3 separate regions of the Homo sapiens genome follow, and regions 2 and 3 are each linked to region 1. Evidence: chromatin loops called from intact Hi-C (ENCODE). Cell type or tissue: PC-3. All regions are shown on one strand.

What was found. Hi-C counts contacts between places; a loop is a spot of excess contacts. Peaks named below come from ENCODE experiments on the same cell type or tissue, not always from the same donor. Only the 100,000 strongest peaks of a DNase experiment are listed, where the experiment ranks them.
Region 2: it touches region 1 in a loop (2.7-fold over the local background); 15 of 110 quality-filtered maps call a loop at or near these places.
Region 3: it touches region 1 in a loop (5-fold over the local background); 4 of 110 quality-filtered maps call a loop at or near these places.

What each region holds. Positions count from the first base shown.
Region 1 is chr12:46,552,255-46,560,254 of GRCh38, reverse strand. The region is part of intron 3 of SLC38A4-AS1 (SLC38A4 antisense RNA 1); the gene reads right to left. Among named protein-coding and RNA genes, the nearest start is that of SLC38A4-AS1, 170 kb to the right of the region's middle. In PC-3, no CTCF peak of the experiment used is centred here; DNase peaks (open chromatin) are centred at 2,534, 3,224, 3,934, 6,674 and 1 weaker place; H3K4me3 peaks cover 2,126 bases; H3K27ac peaks cover 6,685 bases.
Region 2 is chr12:46,470,143-46,478,142 of GRCh38, reverse strand. It overlaps SLC38A4-AS1 (SLC38A4 antisense RNA 1), which reads right to left. Exons shown (of 4, transcript NR_125380.1): 3 at 7,881-7,990. The region is part of intron 1 of LOC124902923 (a long non-coding RNA gene); the gene reads left to right. Among named protein-coding and RNA genes, the nearest start is that of SLC38A4-AS1, 90 kb to the right of the region's middle. RefSeq lists an enhancer at 4,121-4,320 and a silencer at 7,636-7,685. In PC-3, no CTCF peak of the experiment used is centred here; DNase peaks (open chromatin) are centred at 4,302, 5,072 and 6,932; H3K4me3 peaks cover 358 bases; H3K27ac peaks cover 3,785 bases.
Region 3 is chr12:47,017,661-47,025,660 of GRCh38, reverse strand. No RefSeq gene overlaps it. Among named protein-coding and RNA genes, the nearest start is that of PCED1B, 58 kb to the left of the region's middle. In PC-3, a CTCF peak has its summit at 4,245 (motif pointing right); DNase peaks (open chromatin) are centred at 3,150, 4,170 and 7,560; H3K4me3 peaks cover 322 bases; H3K27ac peaks cover 2,463 bases.

The sequences.
Region 1 (8,000 bases):
CAATGTCACTCTGAAGGGTGGGCACCAGTGCCATAAAAGGATTCTCTTTGTCCTGCCTTCTTCTCCATTTTCATCAGTGATTCAATGAATTTGTATATGATACATTTGCTATTTTGTGAATGAAAAGAATCAGGGAAGAATAAATCCTAACCAGGCAGAAATGAGAATGCTACTGAATTCTGATAGGCTGGAAAAATAAGCCTAATTTAGGAGGGTAAATTTCATTAAGTGCAAGTGTAAAATATTGTTCAAGCACATACATGCACACACACAGCCCTATGTGAATAGGAATTGGAGGACGCAGGACAGGAGTAGATTTTTTAGAACAAACTTGGAGCCTTGGAAGCCACACACAGAGATATATCCTCCAAACTCAAAAACAAGGTGGATTTTTTGTGGTCTAAGTGGTCCTAGACTCATCTTGAAAAGCAAAAAAAAATGTTATAATGTTTCCAGATTTAATAACAATCTTCAGGTTTTTATGGTTATATTTGTTTGGATTAAAATCACTTAATATTTGACTGCCATTTTAGATTTCTATGGTATCTGTTTGTGTCATCTTTTTTTAAGCAGAAATATAATTTGGTGCCAGTAAACAATTGCCTCTGTGAGCCTTGGGAAAATTAAACCTTTCCCTGAATCTTCATGTAAGCATGTAAGGACTCGACCAGATACAAAACCAGACACGAATTTGGCCTTCAGCCTTTCCCATAACTATGAGAATAGCATTGTTGTGGCCAAATGTAGATACGTAGACAAGGAGCTTGTTCTATTAGAACACTTTCGTCTTTTCTGGAAGGTTCTCAAATATCAAGATATATGATATGAGTGTTGCTCCATCAAATAAATTTTATTTGAGAATCCTCTCAGAACATCAAGCTACAGCAGTGAGAGGCACATCTGTTAAACAGAGAGTATGCGAGACTTACCAAATAAAGAAATTAGACCTGCTGTTTATGCCATATCTTAAAACATCTTTGCTTTCCTTTGTCTTTTGTCTCTATTTCTCTCTCATCCATTTATGTGCATATTTTGCCACTACCAATGTAGCAGAATACAGTGGAGGCACGTGCATAAAAACTCTAACTTAACATAAACAAATTATATTTCAGGTTTATTTTCACTTCAGATATATGTGAAATTTGCCCTTTTAAAAGGTAAGTTTGAGCATTAAGTTATTAATACTTTTTTCACTCTATCCCACGGCCATTATTCATAAGTGATAAGGGCCAGAAAAATGGGCGTATCTTCAAACATGTAGCTACCAGTCTGCATGCCTCACAAAACAAAACTGCTTCCTATAAATATTTTCACATACAAGCAAATTTCCCTGCGTACCATGAGGAATGCGACAGAGACAGGCAACCTACCATTATACTTCCAATAAATGCAAGTGCACAAGATGGTTCCTGAACTGTTGCCACGGATTTCAGTAATATCTTTTGGTTTACCAGACACATAATTGACTAGCTCAGACTTGACTAAAAAAAATAAAAAATAAATGCTAAATGTCTGGTATGTCTGTAGAAGAAAATGCCAACAATATCATGTGTTACACTGTTAACACTATGAAAGAAAAAGGAGTGCTAGAGATCAAAATTTTCCATCCTTACTTTCTCCCTTAATGAACTGTTATATTTTCAGACTTTATAAATATAGCATAAATATCATCTGGGATCTACTCTCTCCTTGATTCAAACATCCATCCCATGGGTTGTAAAAGACCAAAACCCTCTCCAAAATATCTAGACATTTGTGGGGGAAGGAAAGCTGGAGAAGGAAGAGCTGGTACTTCCTTGGCTCCAAATGCCTGCTTCTGCTTAATTTACTCATTTACCACTCTTCCTGTTGGTGCTGACCCTATTCCACCCAACATGGAAGGAAACCTTTCCCATAATTTTCAATCCAAGAACAAAAGAAAACCCTCAAAAAATGGGTTCTTATGACAGACTTTACTAAAGTTTGAGGAGTTGGAATACATTACAATTACAGAAACAGACACCACTTGATTGACAATTAAACATTCTAGTGCTGAATAATCCTGCAGACACCCCAACGCCTGTATTTTCACTCACTGCCTTTACCCTCTGTGATTTCCCAGTATTGCATCATCTCCCTGGCTATTCTGCTCCTCTCCCCTTCCATGAACATTTCTCCTTCTCTACCCCTTCTTTCATATATCTTCCCAATTCCAGTGAAATCTCTGCATATCCAACCACAAAAATTAGTACTAAGACTACCTTACCATATTCAGATCCAAAATGGTGCTCAGCAGACCAAAACATATCTTCTGTTTACAGTATCCAACTTCCTCTGAAGCCAGTTGGGGTTGGTCTTGGCCATTTCCCCCATTTAAATGATAACATATGTGTTTGTTAAAATAATTTGGAGCAGGATTTGAAAATCTGGAGAAACCAGTTGTTTATGTCTTTGCATATCACAACTTTTTAAGAATATAAATTTCAAATTAACCCAACTATTCAAGGTTATTGGAGTGAGTCATGTCTCTCCTTTCGTGCTCATGGTTGCTTAATCGTGAAAAGACCATCATATAAAGATCAAGGAGATCAGGTTCGATTGAAACTTTTTCCTGACTTCCTCACACTGTCAGCCACCCTGGCTCAGCATCTCGAAGTTTTCCCTCCAATGTAACTATCCTTACATGCTATGGAGGATAAAAGCAAGATAGGAGTGTCTTAACATGAGTGAATTGTGACAGTTAAGAAAATAACATTGTATCCCAACTTCAAATGATTTCTTAGTACATAAGTGTTACCCTAATTGCCTTCTCTTCTAAATTGTTGTTTGGCTTTTTACAGACGTATGCAGCATTAATTTTTTTACACATTTTATACTTATGCACTGTTGTTGTATTTTGTAGTCATGTAATAAATTATGCTGACATAGGTGGGGGCAGAATCTGCTGTCTTCAAACATTGCTTATCTCATGTCTTACAGATGCTAGCATCCGATTCTCACATATGAAGTGAATCTAAATGGTCTCACACAACAATTTTTGTCGTGGGGTTATTATTCTAATGATATCAGTTTGAAATAAGATTCACTTTGACAAAAAGAAAGAAAGACGTATTTTGCTAAAGAGAAAAAGAGTTCCCAGATTTACTCTTTTTTTTTCCATCTAGCCAAAGCTGTATTTCTGACTGAAAGTGTACCTTACTCACTCGCCTTGTTGTTCAACTCATGGTTTAGAGATGCCCTGGAGGTGAAAATGACTGCTGAAGGGCTTATTCCATCCAACCCTATGATTCACCGGTCCTATGAGCCATAGTTTGTAATTGTAACATAATGGAAGATATTATTTTATGAAAGGAGAAGCTATGACTTGTCCAAAGAAGAAATATACATTATAGTAAATATAAGGTGAATTAGGATACAAATTAACACTTTCCTTTTGTATGAATAGGATTTGAGTGAGTCATTTTAGATGGGAAAAAAAAGAGACTAAAAGTTTAATTGATTATTTAAAACATTTGGTTTATTCTTAATGAGTAAATCATCCTAAATTATGTGTTTTCTTTGTTCTTAAGGAAATGAGCTTTTGAATAGAAGGATTTAAATACTTTAATATTAATTAAAATGTATTTTTACTTCTTTAGTTACTTCAGAAATATATATGTTTTAAATTTCCTTTTATAGTAGATATATTTCCACTTCATTAATCAAGAAAATTTTATTGGTGTCATATAAGTACAAGCATTTAAAAGAAAAGTAAGCAATTTGCCAATATGATGAGTAGCCAAATTTGAAACTCAAACACTTTAAGAACCAACTGACTTACAGTAATTGTGTTGTATTTTTCCATCACAGACAAGAGCATTTTGGACTATCTTATTATAAATCCAGAGTCCAGGGAATTCCAATGAGATAATGTCATTGACCTTGAGTACAGATAATCAGTGGTGAATGTTGTAATATGATAATGTGAAAGTTGCAAGAAGCTCATTCTCAGACTCTATTAAAAAACCTGCTAAATAAACAATAGGATGAGGCACAGTGCGAACTAAGGGAGCAGAACTTTAAGGCATGTTACCTAAAATAGAAAGGCTTCTAAATAACTCTAAGAGATTAAGAGTGAGCCCTCACGCTTAACTGCTGTTAAATTAGTTCAGCATGTGAGCATCTATCATGTACTCTCTCCTCTGCATCATGTAAGTGACCAAAGATAAATGTCAACTTTTGTCTCAATGATTTTCATTTAGTTTTTTCCTTTGCCTTTTGTATCATTTAAGTCAATTAAATTTTCCACCATTCTGAAAGCATGCAGCTTCATCAAAAATACTCCATTTCCACAAACGGCACACTCCACTGTGAATAAGAGAAAAATGTTGACTCTTTAAAGGAGCAATGCCATAAGAGAAAAAGGTGCTATGTATTTTGCACCTACAGGCTGCCAAAAAACTCCTTGATATTTGTCAGAAATGCAGCTGTAATTAGGGAGAGCAAAAGAAAATCAACTTCAGTTTGTTAACTGACCTGAGGCATCTAATTCATGTACATGTTCATTTTGTTAAAACATGCAAGCAAAGAGCTATTGGAGGCCATATGCCATTTGTTATGAAAAGCACATTCCTTTAGTCTTTGTAATGAAAGCCATATGGCTTTCTGAAAGTTAATTATATCATAAATATGCCGTAATAGTGGGGAGTGTGGTCTAGTAGTTGCTGGAAGAAACTTCGAGACTGGTTTTGAGTCAGTTTCTCGGTTGATTCAATTCAGAATTTCGGGGAAGTCACATGCCCACTGTGCCTCAGTTTCCCAATACTGAGAATGATGATAATAACATAGCACCTAAGTAAGAGAAGAGAACTGAAATGTTTTCTTACTTAAAGGTAAATAAAAAATACAAACTATAATTTAGGTCAATAAACAAACAGTAAAAAGATTCTTTTGAAATATTAACTGGATAATTTATCAAAATTGTCGCTTCCTCCTTCCGGTCCTTCTTTCCCACCACCAAAAGAGTAATCTTTCTGAAACACAAGTCAGATTGTTTATTCCACTGTCATACCTTACTTGCAAAATAGTGCTTGAATTCTGTATAAATGGTCCCCAGGCTGCTGGTCCAACCTCATCTGCTACCAGTCTCTCCTTGCCCTGTCACAAAGACATACACACCATGCCCTACATAGGTTTCACTCATTACATCAAGGATGTCCTACATCCTCTTCTCCATTTAACTCATGTGTGTGTCAAGGCCCAGACCATCATTTTTCCCAAAGGAAGGCCTTTGACTCCTTTAGGCCATTGGTAGTTCCTTGCCCTGAGCTACAATAGCACTTGCTGTATACCTTCATAAGCACTTACAACATTGTAGAGTAATTATTTTTAAACACACCCCTCTCTTCCCCATCAGAATTGAGGCTCCTAAAGGGAAAAGTCTATGCCCTGTAAAATAGCAGGTGCTCAATAAATAGTTTATCGTCCACTTTTTAAAGTCAGAGATAACTAGCTGTTTGACCCAGGGGCCTAGTTGTTAACTAGTTTCCATATCCATTTTCATCTCAAAACCCTCTCTCTGTTAACATTTTATAAGAGTCAGAAAATGATCCCAAGGGACTCGTAATGTTCTTAACTATTGAAAACAGCTTTCCACTGTGCTATCCTTTTGATGCAAGAAAATAAACTTATTTTAGAAAGTTTTTCAACAAAAACTAAAGCCAAGTGCTTTCTGCTTAAACTTAAGCTGACTAAAAAATTAAATAAAACTTAAGTCTTCATTCCCCAAATATTCCAGTTAATCATGGTTTTCTGGAATCTTCATGCAGCATGGAAGCCGAATGAAACAAGAAGCCAACATGTCCAACAATTATATCCCCACCTTGACATAACTAATTGAAGACAGTTGTGCCTGGCATGATAATAATGACCCTAAATTGTCTAGCATTAAATTCCCATCCCAGTGATACAGAACATTATTCTAATGGCCTAATTTGATTTTTAAAAATTACAAAACTGCACGTTGTGCACATGTACCCTAGAACTTAAAGTATAATAAAAAAAATTCATTTGGTTATGCTTGTGGTTTATACTTTAGAGGAAAACCTCTCTCAGATTTCATGGGAGTTGGATTTTGTAGAAAGTAGGTGTTCAAAGAATCCTGTTTTAGGAAGTAAATCATATCCACATGTTCTAAGAGTAGCAAAAAAGCAAGAACATTTATGTCTGTGATATGTTCATGTGACTCAGAGCAAAATCAGAGAGGAATGTCTAAATATCAGAGGACATTGGACAGAGTCTGACTTACAAATTTGTTGGGAACTGCTTTATAGGAAACAAGCTTTAGGATCTGATTTGAGGACAAGGCAACAGGGAAATAATAATAATAATAATAATAATAATAATAAAGGCAGGAGGGGATTATTGATAGAATTGAGCTCCAAACTTTTAATTTCCCCAAAATAGTTTCCAGATGGTCAAAACTATCTTTCTATGTATGATATTTTCAGGCACTAAATAAAACATTATTTATTTAGTAAATAACTAAATTAAAAGTTATACATCTGCCTACATGTTAATTTCTCAGTAAGATAGCACATTCGTTTTAAATACTGTCACTGTTGATACTAACCCTTTGATACTCAAGACACCTACCTGCCTGGGGGTGAGCAGTATGTTCTAATTTCATCAGAGCTTCAGATTTGTCACCACCCCTGGGATGCAGGGCTCTGAGTCATGAGGATATAACAATCCTGTACTTTGATATCCACTTTCCTCCCAGAAGGAGAGTCCTAACTAACTGTTTGAAGATGCTCTCCCTTCTTCTTTCTGCATCTATAGGTTGCAAGTTATGAAACTATTGCAGGGGGAAAGAAAGGAAAACTACTAACAAGGGAAATAAGGTGGCATTTCCTCATTCTCCAAATCCTTTGTCATCTTACCGGAAACAAACCCAAACTGGGGCTCAGAAGACTGGAGGCTCCTCCTCAAGCCTGCCTCTCTGCTAAGTTAATGAGCCGCTTTTAACCTCTGTCAGTCTTCTACTTTCTTAATAGAAATATTAAGAGTATGAATAACCCTATTAAGTACAGGTGAACTTATTAAAAGACTATTACATAAAAACATTGACTTGCAAAGGATCATTTTTATTACTAAGCCATGTATGTATTCATTCATTCATTTGACAATTATGTTTGAATGCCTACTATATATCAGAGAATGGGTGCTGGAATTTAATAATGACCGAAGCACAGTCCCTATCCTTGTGGAATTTAAAGTCTAAAAATGAAGACAAGGGTTGATTGAATAATCACAAAACAGAAAATTACAAACTGATACGTATAGAATTACAACACATAATTATTATGATCCGGAAAATACTGTATTTTCACTATTGAATGCTTTTGTTTCTTCTCTAATTTGTATATCAGTTCATTTTAATCATCGAGGGATTCCTGAAAAATACTTTTCCAGTATAGCATGCTATTTGTAAGTTGAGGCTTTTAGATAATGATTAGAATTGAGATTTCCAGATGAAACTGAGTCCTCATTTAGTGAAACAGAGGAAATGTTGGTACAAATTTAAAACCAGAAGATAGGAAGACAAGACCTAAAGGACTTTTCCTAGAAGAACATGGGACATATTTACAGGAAAACCGTCTTTCAGTCTTTTTAATATAAAGATCCTACATCTAACCTGAAGGACATAGCATTAAATGAAATTAGCCAGGAAGAGAAATACAAATACTGCATAACCTCACTTATATTTGGAATATAAAATAGTCAAACATAGAAGCAGAGAGTAGAATGGTGGTTACCAGGGGCTGGAGGCAGGAGTGAGGGGAAGATTCAGGAGATGTTAGTCAAAAGATACAAAATTTCAGTTAGACAGGAAAAACAAGTTCCAGAGCTCTATTCTACAACATGGTGATGATAGTTAATAACAAAATATTGTACCCTTGAGAGAGATTTTGTGTTCCCACCACAGAAAACAAAGGATACGTAGGTGAGGTAATATATACATTATATATTTAGCTCAATAT
Region 2 (8,000 bases), 82 kb after region 1:
AAGCCTGGTGTTGGAAGATGGGCACAGGAGGAAGAGTCTCAGAGACACCAGAGGAGCTGCCAGAGAGGAGTCTTGGGAAGGAAAAGGAGCACATCAAGAAGGAGGGAGAGGTCCCAGTTGTGAAAAGGCCCAAACTTCAAGAAGAATAAAGACTGAAAATTTGTTAAAGATGTTGGCAAGAATCATTTCAGTGAACTTATAGAACACTGAGGACTGAGAGTAAAGGAGAGGTAAATATAGACAACTCTCAGGAAGTTTGGCTATGAATCAGAGGGAAGAAGACACAGTCAAGGCAATGTTTCTGCTTATTTATTTACTTGTAAGATAGGACATTCTGAGGGTGACTATATACTGATGTAAAAGTTGATATACTGAGAGAGGATAGTTAAAGGAGCAGGGTTCTTGAGAAGATGAGAGGTGACAAAATCCAGGTAAGAGGTGGGGTGATTGGCCTTGGATAAAGGAAGGAATGCTCTCTTGTTTAATGAGGGGGAAAGGGAGAAAAGGTAAATGCAGAGACAAACTACAAGGCTCTATAGCAAGATGTTGCCAGAGCTCCTCTCTGATGGCCTCTTTTTTCTCTAAGACACAGAAGGAGAGCTTGTGCTGTGAATGAAGAGAGGGTAGGGAATGTGTGGAATTGCCTCCATTAAAAAAAAAATAAACAAGGTTGTATTTACATTTGGATGAGCATAAACCCTCAGAAGCCTGTTCCTAGTTTTCCAAAAATCAGAAAGCCAAAACTTCTCTCCATCACAGGGCACCGCAGGAATGGAAAAGCAAAATGTTGATAGATACGTACTCCAGTCAGGTGAGAACAGAGGAGGGAGCGGACCAGGAAAGCCGGATTATGGGGCAGCACAGAGGATCCAGTTGAAGGTGGAGCCCATGAACTTCTAGTGACACCAGTCAGCAAATGTCCTGGAAATGACTGGAGAATCTCTTACTCTAATTGGGCTGTTTAACACATCAGGACTTCAGTAATAAGAATCTTACTTCATCCCTCCTGTGAACACTTAAAGCTGAAAGAAACAAACATCCAGCACAGACTAAAAGAAAAATACAAAAACATAGCCATTTTATGGGACTTATTGGACCTTCAAATGTATAAAATCTAAAGCAAAGTTGTAGCCTTTTGGCACCACCCTCATTTGAGCCTTATGCATTTGTTGGAAGTTCCCAATCTTGTATTTATAGGTGCATAAGATGATGTTAGTATTACTAGATTTATTTGAAGTTAGATAAACATAAACCCTCAAAAACCTGTTCAGAGTTGTCCTAAATCAAATTTTTAAATGCCCTCTATCACTGTGTAGTGAGGTAACAGGGATACAAAATATTGACATTAATTTCATTCCCAATGGCAAAAGCAGGTTCTTATTTTTCTTTATCTGAAATGCTTGACTGCTCCATTTATACCACCATGCTCATAGCCACTCACCCCCACTCTGTTCCAATAAGTCAATATTCTCCTCTTCCCATAAGTCCCCTAACATCTCTGCAGAGCCCCCCAGTGCCTTTATTGCAGACACACGGGCAATGGAATGTGCCCTCCAGAATCCAGTGTAGCTCTACAAGGCAGGGTTACACCTGCTCTCCAGCCACACCCTGCCTAGCCCAGGGCTGACCTAAATATAGAGCTCAGTAGACATGCTGAAGGTCCTCACAACCATCTGGTGGGAAATGCTGGATCCCTACCTCACTCTACATACCCCCAAAATTCCAGCTACACCAATGTCAGAGACATGTGAGCCAGAGCAACTCCATCTTGAATAGGAGCTGGGTAAAATAAGACTGAAACCTATTGGGCTGCATCAAATTAAGGCTTTCTAAGTCACAGAATGAGCTAAGAGGTCAGCATAAGATACAGATCATAAAGATCTTGCTGATAAAACAGGTTGCAATAAAGAAGCTGGCCAAAACTCACCAAAACCAAGATGGCCACGAGAGTGACCTCTGGTCATCCTCACTGCTTACACTCCCACGAGTGCCATGACAGTTCACAAATGCCATGCCAATGTCAGAAAGTTACCCTATATGGTCTAAAAAGGGAGGCATGAATAATCCACCCCTTGTTTAGCATATCATCAAGAAATAACCAAAAAAATGGACAACCAGCACCCTCAGGGCTGCTCTGTCTATGGAGTAGCCATTCTTTTATTCCTTTAATTTCTTAATAAACTTGCTTTTGCTTTGCACTGTGGAATCGTCCTGAATTTTTTCTTGTGTGAGATCCAAGAACCCTCTCTTGGGGTCTGGATCGGGACCCCTTTCCTGTAACACCAAGATTTAAAATGGAAAAATAAAGCTATAAGAGTACCAGGAGGGGAAAAGATTGAAGAATTTTTTCATAACCTCAAAAAAGTGGAAAAGGCCTTTCTAAATTTTTCCATAAAATTCAGAAGCTATAATATCAAATATTAAATGCATTTGACTACATAAAAAATAAAAGTTTCTGTATACCTCAAAACATCATAGGTAAGATCAAAAGAAATTGTACTTTACATGACAAACTAAGGACTAATTTATTCCCTGAATAAAGAGCTACTATAAATCAATAAAAAAAATTAAAGGCAAAGGATTGGAATACCCACAGAAAAGGAAAAAACAAATGACTTAGATTATAAATAGGCACTATACTATTCATAATAAAAAAGATGTAAATTTAAGCAGATCAAAATATTTAACAAATTGTGTTGGCAAGTATTTATAGAAACAGGCACATTCTTGCTTTGCTGGTGGGAATATGAATTATTGTAACCTTTTGCAATTTGACAATAATCACTAAAATTTAAAGTACACATATTGTTGGAACCAGAAATTGACTTCTGGGTATTTATCCCATAAATATATTCCCACAGATGAAAATGCATCTTTGTAATAGCAAAAGATTAAACATAACTAAATGTCCCATGGTGGAAGATTAAGACAATATTATTAAATATTGAGATGGGAAGATCTCCAAGACATGGTTAAGGGGAAAATAGTATGGTTCAGAACAGTGTATAGAGTATGCGATCACCTGTATTAAAAAATATATACACATATCCTTATATATGCATATGATTGTAAATATGCAACATACCCCTATAAGTATATATAAGAAACGAGTAACAGTGATTGGGAAAGGAATAAGATGGCTGGAAAATAAAAGAAAGAAGGATATTTGTATTCAACATATTGTATGTGCACATTTTGAATTTTTTAACAGCTGCTAACAAGTTAAAAATATCAATATCCAGCAAATTAAATGAAGATACCGCCAACTCACATACACATAAAGCTCACTTAACAGTATACAACTGTGGGAAGACTGATCAATGATCAGTTGAAATCACCTCCGAAAGTTTTTCTCTAAATATGAATTCTGGGCTGGGCACAGTGGCTCACGTCTGTAATCTCAGCACTTTGGAAGGCCGAGTCGGGCAGATCCCCTGAGGTCAGGAGTTCAAGACAAGCCTGGCCAACATGGTGAAGCCTTGTCTCTACTAAAAATACAAAACTTAGCTAGGCATGGTGCCTCATGCCTATAGTCCCAGCTACTCGGGAGTTTGAGGCAAGAGGATCGCTGGAACCCAGGAGGTGGAGGTTGCAGTGAGCCAAGATCAAGCCATGGCACTCCAGCCTGGGCGACAGAGCCAGACTCCGTCTCAAAAAAGAAAAAATAAATAAATAAATATGAATTCTGGATGAACGCTTAACATTCTTGTGTGCACAGAAAGCACACATACAGTGGTAACAGCACCATTGCTCCTGCGGAGAGGAACAGAACAATTCAAATCACTGATGTATGAACCTAGGAGCTTCTTTGCAGGCCATGATTATGTGATTCTGGCTTAGTTCCCATCTTAATTAACTGCTATTTTAAAAAATAATTTGTAATGATATCATTAGAAAAATTAAAATAAAGAAAAAAGTCCCTAAATGGTCCTGAGTCAAACTTGAGCTCTGGCCCCACTCAAGAAGAGAGAAAGCGAAAATGGCCTCTGAGATAAGTTTGAGTCTGGTTAAAAGCTTGCTCCTAAAACCATATTTAGACCCTTGGTGTACTGTTTGTCATCAAAGAAATCTGGCACATTATGTAGAAGAGAAGGATTAATGTGACTACCAAGTAAACCTAACAGTGAAATCCAGCCATGTTACTCAAGTTGATGAATGATTTGGAGTGCTGGTACGCTATTGTAAAACACAGTTGACTGTTTACAAGACAGAGCAATTTCTTTTCTTACATTTTCTCCTCCAGCATTTCTGAGCAATTATATTAGGAAGTGGCTGTTTACCCTGGCAGCTGGGCTCCGTATCTCCACCACTGGAGAGGCAATTCCCCGGGCTACAAATACCCGGAGAGCTGACTCATTACATAAAAAGGAAGTTCTGTTTGGTAAAAGAGTTTAAAGAACACACTTTAAAACGTGCATTAAACACTAGTGTTAATCATTGCCAGAAAGGACGAGTAGGCCACAGGCGAGTTGGTGAACTTAAACCCAAACTTATTTTGATAAAATTTGGTACCTTGAACTCTAGATCTTTTATGAAAACTGAGGTTGTAGGCCCAGCACTAACAAGAGTGTCAGGAACTTTCCATTTCCATTATAATTCTAATAAATTTATTAATATTTTAATGTGATAAGTATGACACTTCTCTTTGTTTCCTCATCTAAAACAATAAGCCTGGCATACTTACCTATATTAGGGGTGATGATGAAATTCAGTTAACTATGCCTAACACCGTATAATCCCTGGCGTGGATAGTTCGAAAAATAAATATCTTTTTCTTAATTGTAGGCAAAAATGAGAAAATAGAAAATATCTATTAATAGTTTCATCTATCATAAAATTTTATAGCCATAAAAGATATCTAAGGGGAGTGTATATTCAGGGCAACTTGAATCTATGCTACCTGATTGCAATATATATCTATATGTCTAGCAACTATACTCACAAATACATATGTAGTAATTTTTTCCCAAATTGCTTGTACATTTCCTTTCTTTTCTATCATAAGACAGGAAAAAAAATTATCTCTGGACAATTCCCAAAGTGGATGCATTTTTTTCTTGTCTGGGCACACAGCCAATAGAGATTAAACTAGGAAGGGAATTGATATGACCGTGGGTGAGTATATTAACCCCTCTGGATGCCAGTTTTCTTCTCTGTAAAATAAAAACTGGACTAATAAGTGGTTTTCAAACCTCAGTATATTTTAGAGTTACCTAGGAAAGCAGATCTTGGCCATCAGGTTAGGATCTGTGCATTGGTATTTATTTTTACAAACTCCCAAGATATTCTGATGTACACCAAAGTTAGAAAATTCCTAAATCCAAGCATTCCTAAAGTCACTTCTGGCTCTAACAATCATCAATCTTTTTTAAAACATACCTTCTTTGCATATATAGAAAAAATTTTTTAAGTGTAAAACTGCAATTATATACATACTTTGGGGACATTTTTTCTCTTTTCTATTTTTGTGTGGCTTGCCCTCCTGCTGATACTCCCATGGGCCCCACGGTAACAATCTATCAGTGATCTTCATAAAGCACGCAGGGGCCTTCCTGGTCCCTTATTCTAGATTTGGGATGCTGAATCCCAAACTTCAAATGTATTTTTTTCATCTAACTGAAAATATCAATTATGTGCAAATCCTCTGTTTCCTCTCATTCTGTCTCCCTTACCACCATCCAGATAACCTCGTTCCAACTGATTCTGCACAATCACGATTGTCTGCCTCAGTGTCTCCAGGGTGAGCTCAATGCTTGGTGGGCACTTAGGAATTGTTTGTTGACTGACTAACTGGCTTTGGAAAGGGAGAAACTCAATCTTTTCTGCTGATTGTTTGCTGACTCTTAGTGGGAGGTTATCTTTACTAGGATATCTTTACTAGGAGTAAGAATATCAGAGATGCATGGAAGCAAAAAAGCAGTCGAAAGCCAGAACCCAAGTCTTCCATGAGTCCACTGAACTCTCTCAATTCACAGGCAAATGAGACTCTGAAATTGGACATTGCATATATAAAAATAAAAGGAAGAAATAATGGTTTCCTCCAAAATAGGTAAATAGAGACCTACCAAATAACACACACCAATCCAAATAAATACCATGTGGAATTTGATAAAAATTGTTATGCTTAGTCTATTTGATTATATTTGTTAAATTTTCAAAGAAATTGGATCAAGTAGAGAAACTGAATGTATTGTATGGTGTTCTATTTGAATAGTAACAAGAATAATAAAGCTAATTTGTAATTTGGAACAGGCAAAAAATTAATAAAATTTTGCTCATGGGTGGAAATCTTCATGAGACTGAAATTTCATTCATTTGCTCATGGAACCAAGCATGGGGAAAAATGTTCCCAATGAATCACTATGGATGAGAAGCTGAGATATGATTTACCACCTCACCTCCCCATACAATACATTAATGGTTCCCTGCATGTTTTACTTTATGTTCATCCAAAACACCCAGATTAATAACCAAGCACAAGAGTGTATATAACATCACATTGCCCATCTCTGAGGTGCCAGGAAGGATCGTGCCAAAACCGTCAGGAAAATGGATTGTGCTGCCTCCCTTGGCAATACAAACCAGTGTGTAATAACCCTCTTAGTCAGTTTACCCTTCTGTTGCCATTAATGTAGATTACAAACTTAACTAAGAATGCAGCAAAAGATCCAAAGATCAAAAAGAGCATGGATGACTACACACCCTCAAATCTATAAAAAAAAATTAATACAGAGCATACACATCAACCTGTTCTTAAAAACACTCTCAGAGCTGTCACATGTGCTAGATAGTTCTCCACAGAGAAGACCTTGGTCTTCAGGATGTCAGGCAAACCTCCTGACTCAAGCACTGAAATAAACACAAATCACCATTATGAAGTCAAATCTATAAACAAGCTTGGAAACCAATCCAAAATCCCTCAGATCCACACCTATACACTCAGTGACTCATGTCTATGAGCCATGGTGACCATGCCCAGGGTTGGGGTCAGAAGAATCAGGGGAAGTGCAATAGCAAGGGGACTCTTCCACAGCCTTTTTTGAGGGTTCTTCAGTCCTGGCTAACTCTGCATTCCATTTATGATGCCTATGAGGAATACAAGAGGAGCTTCAAATAAGCACTGGGTATATGAGCCTGGAGCTCACCGAAGTCAGAGGGGGATGGACATGTGGGAGTTTTTAGCATGTGGGTAACCATAGCAAAGCCTTGCAAATTAATAAGGGCCCCTTTAAATAAAAAAAATTTCCATTATAATTTTGGCCAGCCTTCCCAAAATAGACTTTCTGCATTATTATGACAATATTTTAATTTTGAAATTTTCATAAGATTTACTCTGTTGCAAATTAGCTGTTAAAACTTACGCAAGTCATTTAATTAAATTATTAGGCTCTTAGTTTCTTCATCTGACAAGCTTAGATAAATAATAATTATAAACTCTAACTTCAAACGTTAATCTGAGGATCCAATGAGAAGACAGATAGAAAAGCACTTAGAAGATTTAAAACATTATCCAAATGAGACGTTTTATTTCTATTAGGGTTTTTAAATTTTTTAATTTTGAAATTTGTCATAAGATTTACTTTGTCAATTCCTCCTAACAGTGTCGATTTCTCCTAAGCTTGCCTTTCAGTCTTGGTGTTTGGCCTTTGGGACCAGTCCTCTCCTTCCACCTTTCACGCCCTGTCTGGTCCACATCTGTATGAACTACACTCAGCTGGTCGATGTTACTTTCCTACCCAACCTGCTCCTAGAGGAAAGTCAGGGCTCACAGAGGCTCCCTCCAAATGCACAGCCATCAAGGAGAAACAATATTTGTCACCTTGGGCTGCCATAACAAAATACAGACTGGGTGACTTAACCAACAGAAATTTATTTCTCACCATTCTGGAGGCTGAAAGTCTGAGATCAGGAAGCCAGTATGGTCGGTTTCTGATGATGCTTCTCTTCCTGGCTTGTGGGCAGCTGCCTTTATGCTGTGTGCTCACATGACCTTTGTGTAA
Region 3 (8,000 bases), 470 kb before region 1:
CCAGCCACAGTTATATATCAACTCCAGTCCAAAAAAAATTCCCCAAGAGTAACTATTAATATGTTCCATTTCACTTTATTTGGGATTACTAAGATTGTTAAAAGAAGATGATAAAAGACGGAGACTGGGCACAGGGTGATGAAGAATGCAGAGACCTTCATTTGGTACTGGCAGTACATTCAAGCATCTTAAGTTTAAACTGGGAAGAATCTCAATCATTTCTTGGACCAGCTACCTAAAACTAATAGAAAAAAGGCAATGTTTGAAAACTAAATGGATTTTTGGCATTCAACAGCTAGAGAAAATGAGTTTGGGGGCTGAGGGTTTGGGGGAGGGAGGGCGGTATTTTATAAAGGTCACTGTCCCAAATGGAAGTCAAATGCTTCATCTTCTTTAACTGCAACAGAATACAGCTTTTTCAAAAAATGAATAACCAGTGAAGGATATCTTGGTTTTCTTTCTTACCCATTAGAGATAACTGATAAAAGTTAGGCAATAGAAGAGCTAGTTGGTAAAAATTCATATTAATTAATTTGTTGGTAAAATTATATATTCTTATAAATTATAATAAAGCCATAATGTAGAATTATAATTATATCAAAATTATAAGTTATTTTGTTGGTAAAAATTCATACTATTTTATGTCTCCTTGGTGGCTACTCTGACACATTTTCTTTAGTTTTTTTTACTAGATCTAAATGAATCAGAGGGCAAAGATCTACATTTATCTTGTCAATTTCCCCATATCCTAATTATATGATATAATTATTGTATTTTATAATTATTTTATGTGTACATAATATGTACTTAGCATATATATCATATAATTATTGGATATATTATATTTTTCTTGTATCTTTGTCTCAATGCTACAAAGAGAATAATAGTAAGGATAATAAATTACTTTCTAACATTAGCTCTGACCATCATACACTGTAACAGAGCTTTGGCCAATGCGTGGGCAGTGGCATGCTGGAGCTGGCTGTAGTAGCAGCTCAGAAGAGCTGATTGCGAGCATTTCTTTCCAACTCCTTTTTCAGTGACCTCAAGCTGGAAGCTTAAAATGAGACATAGTGGGAGTAGTTATACCATAAATACAGTACAAATCAGGGCTTTTCCTCCTAACAAACTAGTTTACCAGCACATCATTGATTAAATGTCAGAAATATATATATATAAAGATCTATTTTGTGTGGTATCAGGTGGCAGGAGAGAGGAAAAGGAGAGGTTTTGATTGCTGGAGAAGTGAAAGGGTCTTGAATTCAGCATCAATTCATAAAATTGGTTGAATCATAGAAATCTGCTAAGCTTCAACTATTTTTGTTTACAACATATCATATGGTTCAACCTAATACATGAGGCTGCAAGTAACAGAAACCCCTACAAACAATAGCTTATATAAATAAAACTTTTTGTCACATTGCAAGGAATCCAAAGGTAAGAAACGTCCTGATACAGCTATTCAATGAACTCAGCGATGCTGTCAGAGACCTATCATCCTGTTGCATCATCCTTAGAAAATTGACTTTTGTCCAGGTGAGATGGCTCACGCCTGTAATCCTGGCACTTTGGGAAGTGCAGGTGGGCAGATCGCCTGAGGTCAGGAGTTCGAGATCAGCCTGGCCAACATGGTGATACCCCGTCTCTATTAAAATTACAAAAATTAGCTGGGCATGGTGGTGCATGCCTGTAGTCCCAGCTACTAGGGAAGCTAAGACATGAGAATCCCTTGAACCGGGGATGTGGTTGCAGTGAGCCGAGATCATGCCACTGTATTCCAGCCTGGGCCACAGGATGAGACTCCGTCTCAAAAAATAAAAGTTGACTTTTGTCCTCAGGCTTGTCATCTTATGGTCACAAATGTCTGCTGTGCCTCCAGGGACTATGTCTTCATTGCAGGCAGAAGAGAAGAGAAAGGCAAAGGCTGTCTTCTGTAAGTTTATCAATGTTAATCAGAAAGACAAAAGTTCTTTTCTATGTTATCTGTGTTAATCAGAAAGACAAGCCCTGGAGGCTCATTCAAAAACTTCTGCTTTCATCTCATTGACCAAAATTTGTCACTTCATTCCCAGACAAAGTTACAAGATTACTAAGATTACTAAGGCTGGTTTAGACCAATCATAATTTATCCCTGGCCCTGGGATGAATCACGATTGGTTTAAACCCATCCATAAATACTCGACAGAGGGAAAGATCTCAGCAGCCACCTGAACGAACTTAAGGTTCCATTGGCTTGGGGAGGGAGGGGTGGATATAGGAAGAACAACAAAGGAGATCTATCACAATGCCCTTGAATTATGAATCCAGGAATCTAGAAACAAAGTAACAAGCTTTCCCATTTCTTGGTTTAGCTATGTAAAAGTAGTTCTATGTGTGTGTGTGTGTGTGTGTGTGTGTGTGTGTGTGTGTGTATCAGTGGTTGTTAAGCATTGTATTTAATTAGCATGCAGCTCAAAAAGTAGTTTGGCAAAATTTATATATTATATGATCACAGCATTAAAATTTATTCTTGAAGTCTCAGTCTTTACACTTTAATCTTTACGTGGCACAGTGGTCTGTTTACAACTTTTAAAAAAGATTGAGAGGGCCTTAAAGTAACATCACTGATCTAGCACGTTGGCCTAATAGATTGTTGGGAGAAGATAATGATATAAGATAAGGTATGTTATAATATAAAAATTTCTGAATAAAGAGCCTAATGCTAGCCATTTTAAGGAAAGCAGAAGGAGTAAATATACTCTTCTGCAGTGGTGATGGCATCATTTAAAAACTCTCACAAGTTATTTACCTACCTTGACATTGCAGGATCATGTTATCCAAGTGATTTGTAGTCTTGCCTCTGGAATAATGGCAGATCAACCAGTATAAAACCCTGGGTAATATACTAGTCTGAGTTAACTGTTTATACTTCGCTTTCCTGTTGATTTACCTATGGCAAATAAGACAATGCATGTCAGTTCTGCTCTTGGCTAGACTTTGTAGAGTAGTAGGTACAATGCATGTTTTCCTGACATGGTTATAAAGTATTTTTTGTCACATTTATAAGCACGGCTTCAAAATTGGACACACTTAGGTTTTATCCAGAAGCTGCCCTTTACTGTCAATGTGGCTTAAAATAAGTTATTCAATGACTCAGCCTGGTTTCTTCCTTTATAAAATGAAACTTTATCAGGTTGTGTGAGGACTAAGTAAGAAAAGTATGTAAAGTATTTAAATCACGTGGCACATACTAAGAACTCAATTAAATGGAGGTGGTTTTTGTTTCTGTTTTCCTGTGTTTGCTTTAAAGAAAATTTTTCTGAAATGATTGCATTAGTGATAACTGCTCCTTTAATAATAATAAATAAAATAGATGTTTAAAAATAATAACAGAATAATAACTGTTATTTCCAAGGGCAAACAAACAATAACTAATTCTTACACTTCTTTTCAATACTATCTGTATATGTTTGGAGAATATGATTTTACTTTTTTGTCCTTCTGTCTTCAACAGCAAAACCATTCAGTCCCTCATTACTTGCCTATGAAAAATGATGTAACGATTAAAGGAATCTCTTGTTTGACTTTGAGATGATTATAAAACAAGGCATTTGAAGGCAATTCTATAACTAAAAGATAAAATCATTATCATTATCTCTCAATCTTTAATATTGGAATAAAGCAATATATAAGATCATGCGATTATGGTTATAATACTACAAAGAATCAACTAAAATGGTGGATATGCTGCCACTCACACTATGCATGATAGGTTTGATCCTTTATAAATACAAAACCACTTTTAGTTTTAAATCCAAGCAACCAGAAAGCTCAAACATACATTTTTGTATACTACACAATGAGAATTAGTATTCAAAGCCTAGACCTATAAGATCCTAAAGTACCATCTGAATAACAAGAGTAAAATTAAATCTAATTTAAATTTAGGGTCAAATGCATTTTATTGTATTCTGGTTCTTGGTATATGGTTAATGCACATATGGTTTGTGCATCATGATACAGCGAGCTAACAAATATATTTAATTGTTCTTGTAATAGCTTCATTTCTTAATTATATTGGCTAAGTAAGAACTTACAAACGATCCTCTACACATCATCAGATGACTCAACATTTGGCCATTGGCTTTATACAACTGTGTCATCCCTGCATTGTATCAAAGAAGGAATCTCACTGGACTTTCCATATGTCACTTAAAGCCTCTTCTACCTCAACAAAGAATGGAAAATATCACAACATCAGCCACTAGATGGCACACTAATAGCAGTGATATTCTAGCATCAGGCTGACAACATTTTTGACATCTATGGAAAGCTAGAACAATAGATTATATGGGTATACATTCTATTACTGAGTGAATATCAGCATAAAAAACTTTACTGTAAATGTGTATTTCTATATAGCAAGTTTTTTTTCCATTGACTTCCGTTATAAAATCAAAGGTGTGTTTCTCTGGGTAATGAAAGATGATGTGGGAGTTGAAGAAAGTTATCACATAGGGAAAGCAACAAGTCTCTTCTATTAACATATTTAAAGGAAAATTCTATTTCAACATTTTAATAAAGGTCTTGAAATGTCAAGAGTTGAATGTTGTGTAGTTAAGATTAATTTCATGTTTTGCACAACATCATGCAAGTCTAGAGAAATAAATGACATTTTAACTGCCCCAAATACCTGGGCTGAAAAATCACCCAGAGGTAATTCCCTTGAGTTTCTCTGAAATGAATCCTAACCCTCACAGAATGCTGATGGGTTTTAGAAATAAATAGTCTGGGCCAAAAGAAAGGAGGAGAACCAGACACAGCAGAGACAGCAATTAAAGGAGAACAGCAAAGGAACAAACACAGCAGCAGATTCTGCAAGCCCATAGAAGCAATTGAAGGAAGGAGAAAGCACATTGATTGAAAAGGGTACTTGGAAGGGGTAAGAGAATGCTGTGAAAAGAGTTCTTAGTGATGCAATGATTCGTTTTTAAAGTTATGAATTTCCACATAAGGAAGATATGCCTGAATAAAAACCAGATTCATTTCGTAATGAAACAAAAATTACTTTGTGGCTACAGTGTCTGTTTTAAACATCATTATTTATCAAATAACTCTTCTTCAAGGTCGGATTCACAGCTGTCTCTCAAATAGAAAACATTCATAATGATAGAGTCATGAGTCTCCTGTTATCTGGCTGTCTTTCCTTACCTAACCGTTCTCATCTGCCACGAAGCTCCAATTCATATTCTAGCCAGGCAAGCCTGCCCACTGCTCTCTGTCTTTGCTTCATCTCCTATACCCTTGTGCTTTGCTGTGGTAAAGATAGCTAATGTCCTTTCCATAGTGTAGCGTTGTTGCTGAGAAGCTCTGCCCAGCCAGGGCCCTCATTTTCCAGTCCTACCCTCCCTTGCATCCAGGTGGGACTAGTTCTTGCCGGTGGAATATGAGCTGAGATGATGTGTACCATGTCTTGGCCAAGTGGTTAAGAAGTGGTGGCACATACCCTGTGCTTTCTCTTTTCCCATCTGCCCACTGGATGTTGACACACAGGATGATCATGGAAGCCACATGTGGAAGGTGATGGAGACTTCCAGCCTACGGCTCTGCGTGAAGCTATGAAGCAGTCTTCCTTCATCCACACAGCCGACCTTCCACTCCTGCCACCAAGCAGGAACATCTGTTTTGGATTTTATGTGAGTGAGAAATAAGCTTCTATTGTGCTACATTATTATTATTATTATTATTATTATTATTATTATTATTATTATTATTTTACTGTAAATAGCCTTACTTTAATTTATTTGCAAAAGCTATTTTCCTACTTGGAATGCCTTTTTAATTATAGGAGAGACACAGACATTTCATTGAGTGCTATTATGAGGTAGGGACATCATAATGGTAACATCTTCACAGTGATTTATACATGGTATCGTTGTCTTATCCTTCCAATCCCAAGAGCTAGTTATTATTATCTTAGTGGTACAGCCTTGATGTATTCTAGTGGGTAATTCTGTTTTAAGTGTAGTTAGTTTCTGAATTTGAACATTTTACATTAGAAGGTCCAGCTGAAGACTTAATTCACTATCAGGAATGGGGTTGAGTATGCCAAAAATTGATAGGGAAAATATGGGAGATAGCCATATGGCAGTCTAAAATATTTAAGTCTGATAGTAGCATAGACACAGGCTTTGGGTTACATAAGGAGATCATAGAGAAAGATTAAATTGATAAACAGGGTAGGCTCCAGATCAAGAGTCATATTGAATGTCAAGCTTAGAAAGTTGAACTTTAGTTCATAAGCTGGGTGTGTGCATGCATGCATGCACATGTGTGCGTGTGTGTGTGATTAAATCTTTTGTGCAGTTAAGTGACATGAACCATTGCTTTAAGATCTGCTTGACAACAATATTATATATAACCAATTTACAAATTAACTTTTAGAAAATGTTTTCCATTATTATTATTAGGTTGGTGCAAAGATAATTGTGGTTTTCGCCATTAGAAGTAATGTACCAAACTAATATTATATTATTGTTGTGATGGAACTGTCTTATGTGCTGTAGGAGTTTTAGCAGCATCCTTGGTCTCTACCAACTGGATGACAGTAGCAACTCCCAATCTTCTCAAATCACGACAACTCAAAATATCTCCAGGCATTGCCAAGTATCCCATAGAGAACAAATCACCCCTGGTTGAGATCCAGTGTTCTAGAGAGACAAACAGTTCACAGAGTGAGACTTGTCTTTGTTTTTATTTGAAGACACACCACTGCCTGATCGTCTTAAATCAGGACAAGAGAAGCCCCTGTCCGTAGATGCTATCCTAACTTCCCCGTCTCCCATTTCTGCCCCCTCCTTTTGTCAGAAGACCCGGGTGCAGGTGGCTACACTTCTCTCCATAATGCAAGGAGTCTTGGGACCACAGAGATGTGGCCACCTACATCCTGTGGCCTCCTTTCTACCATATTCTAAGTATCCATGGCCAGGGAATTTTTTGTCCAGATAGTCTCATTTTCCAAGAGATGGTGCTTGGAGGAGGTAATGGTGGTGGTGGTGTGGCTTGAGTTTGGACATGCCGGCTGAGATATCCTTGTATCTATGCTCACAGTACTGGGCAGAGCCGGTATGGAGGAAAAGTCAGGTGATGGTAGGTTCTTAAAATTCCTGGGTGGATCTTCAAGAAGTCTGAGAATTCTAAATTTGAGTCTGGCCTTCTAGCCTTGGGTTCTTTTGAGAAACTTAGAAGACCAACACCGATGATGGTGGTGTGTAGGAGCACCTTGTGAACAGAGGTGGTCATGCTCAGCTGGACTGGGTGGGGTGCAGAGAAACCTGAGCCAGGTGGGACTTGGGCTTCTGTTTGCCTCTTGCTTCAGTCATAATTTGTGTTGCATAATCCCATGATGGGATAACTTTGTGGGAGGAAGAGCTTAAGCCTCTGAAATCATGAGAGTCTAGGATATAACCTGATTCTGCCTGTAGAATCTGTGTGGTACTGGGTGAGGCCAGGAAGGATTTGGATGCTTTTACTAGGCATAAAAGGAGGAGGACATCCAGAGGGCATGTGAAAAGGCTTGAAGATGTTTGTAGCATGATTCAGTGTTTGAGACCTGTTTAGGGAATGGGAAGACAAAGGGTGTGGTTGGAATGCAGTGTGCTTGGGGAGAAGAGAAGGTGATGAGTTTGTGAGGACTTTGTACAAGGGGCCAGAAGGCCACTCAAAGGAGCTGAGACTGTCTCCTGCAGCATCAGAGAGCTTTCGGGGTTGCTAAGCAGAGCAGAGGATCCATCTTTTATCACAGTTTAGCCCTGAAGGAAAATGAAAGAAAGTAGAAGCTAGGAGATGAGAGAGAATATAGTTTAAAAAATTCTAAGAGACGCAGGGCTGAACAGATAGTAGGTGTAGGAGTGAAAGGGGAGAGAATGGAGAGGTTTTGTAAATTCACAGTTGCTCCTAAGAATGACTGCACACTATGAACACACCAAAACATAGATTTATGCTTTTTCATTTTTTTAAAA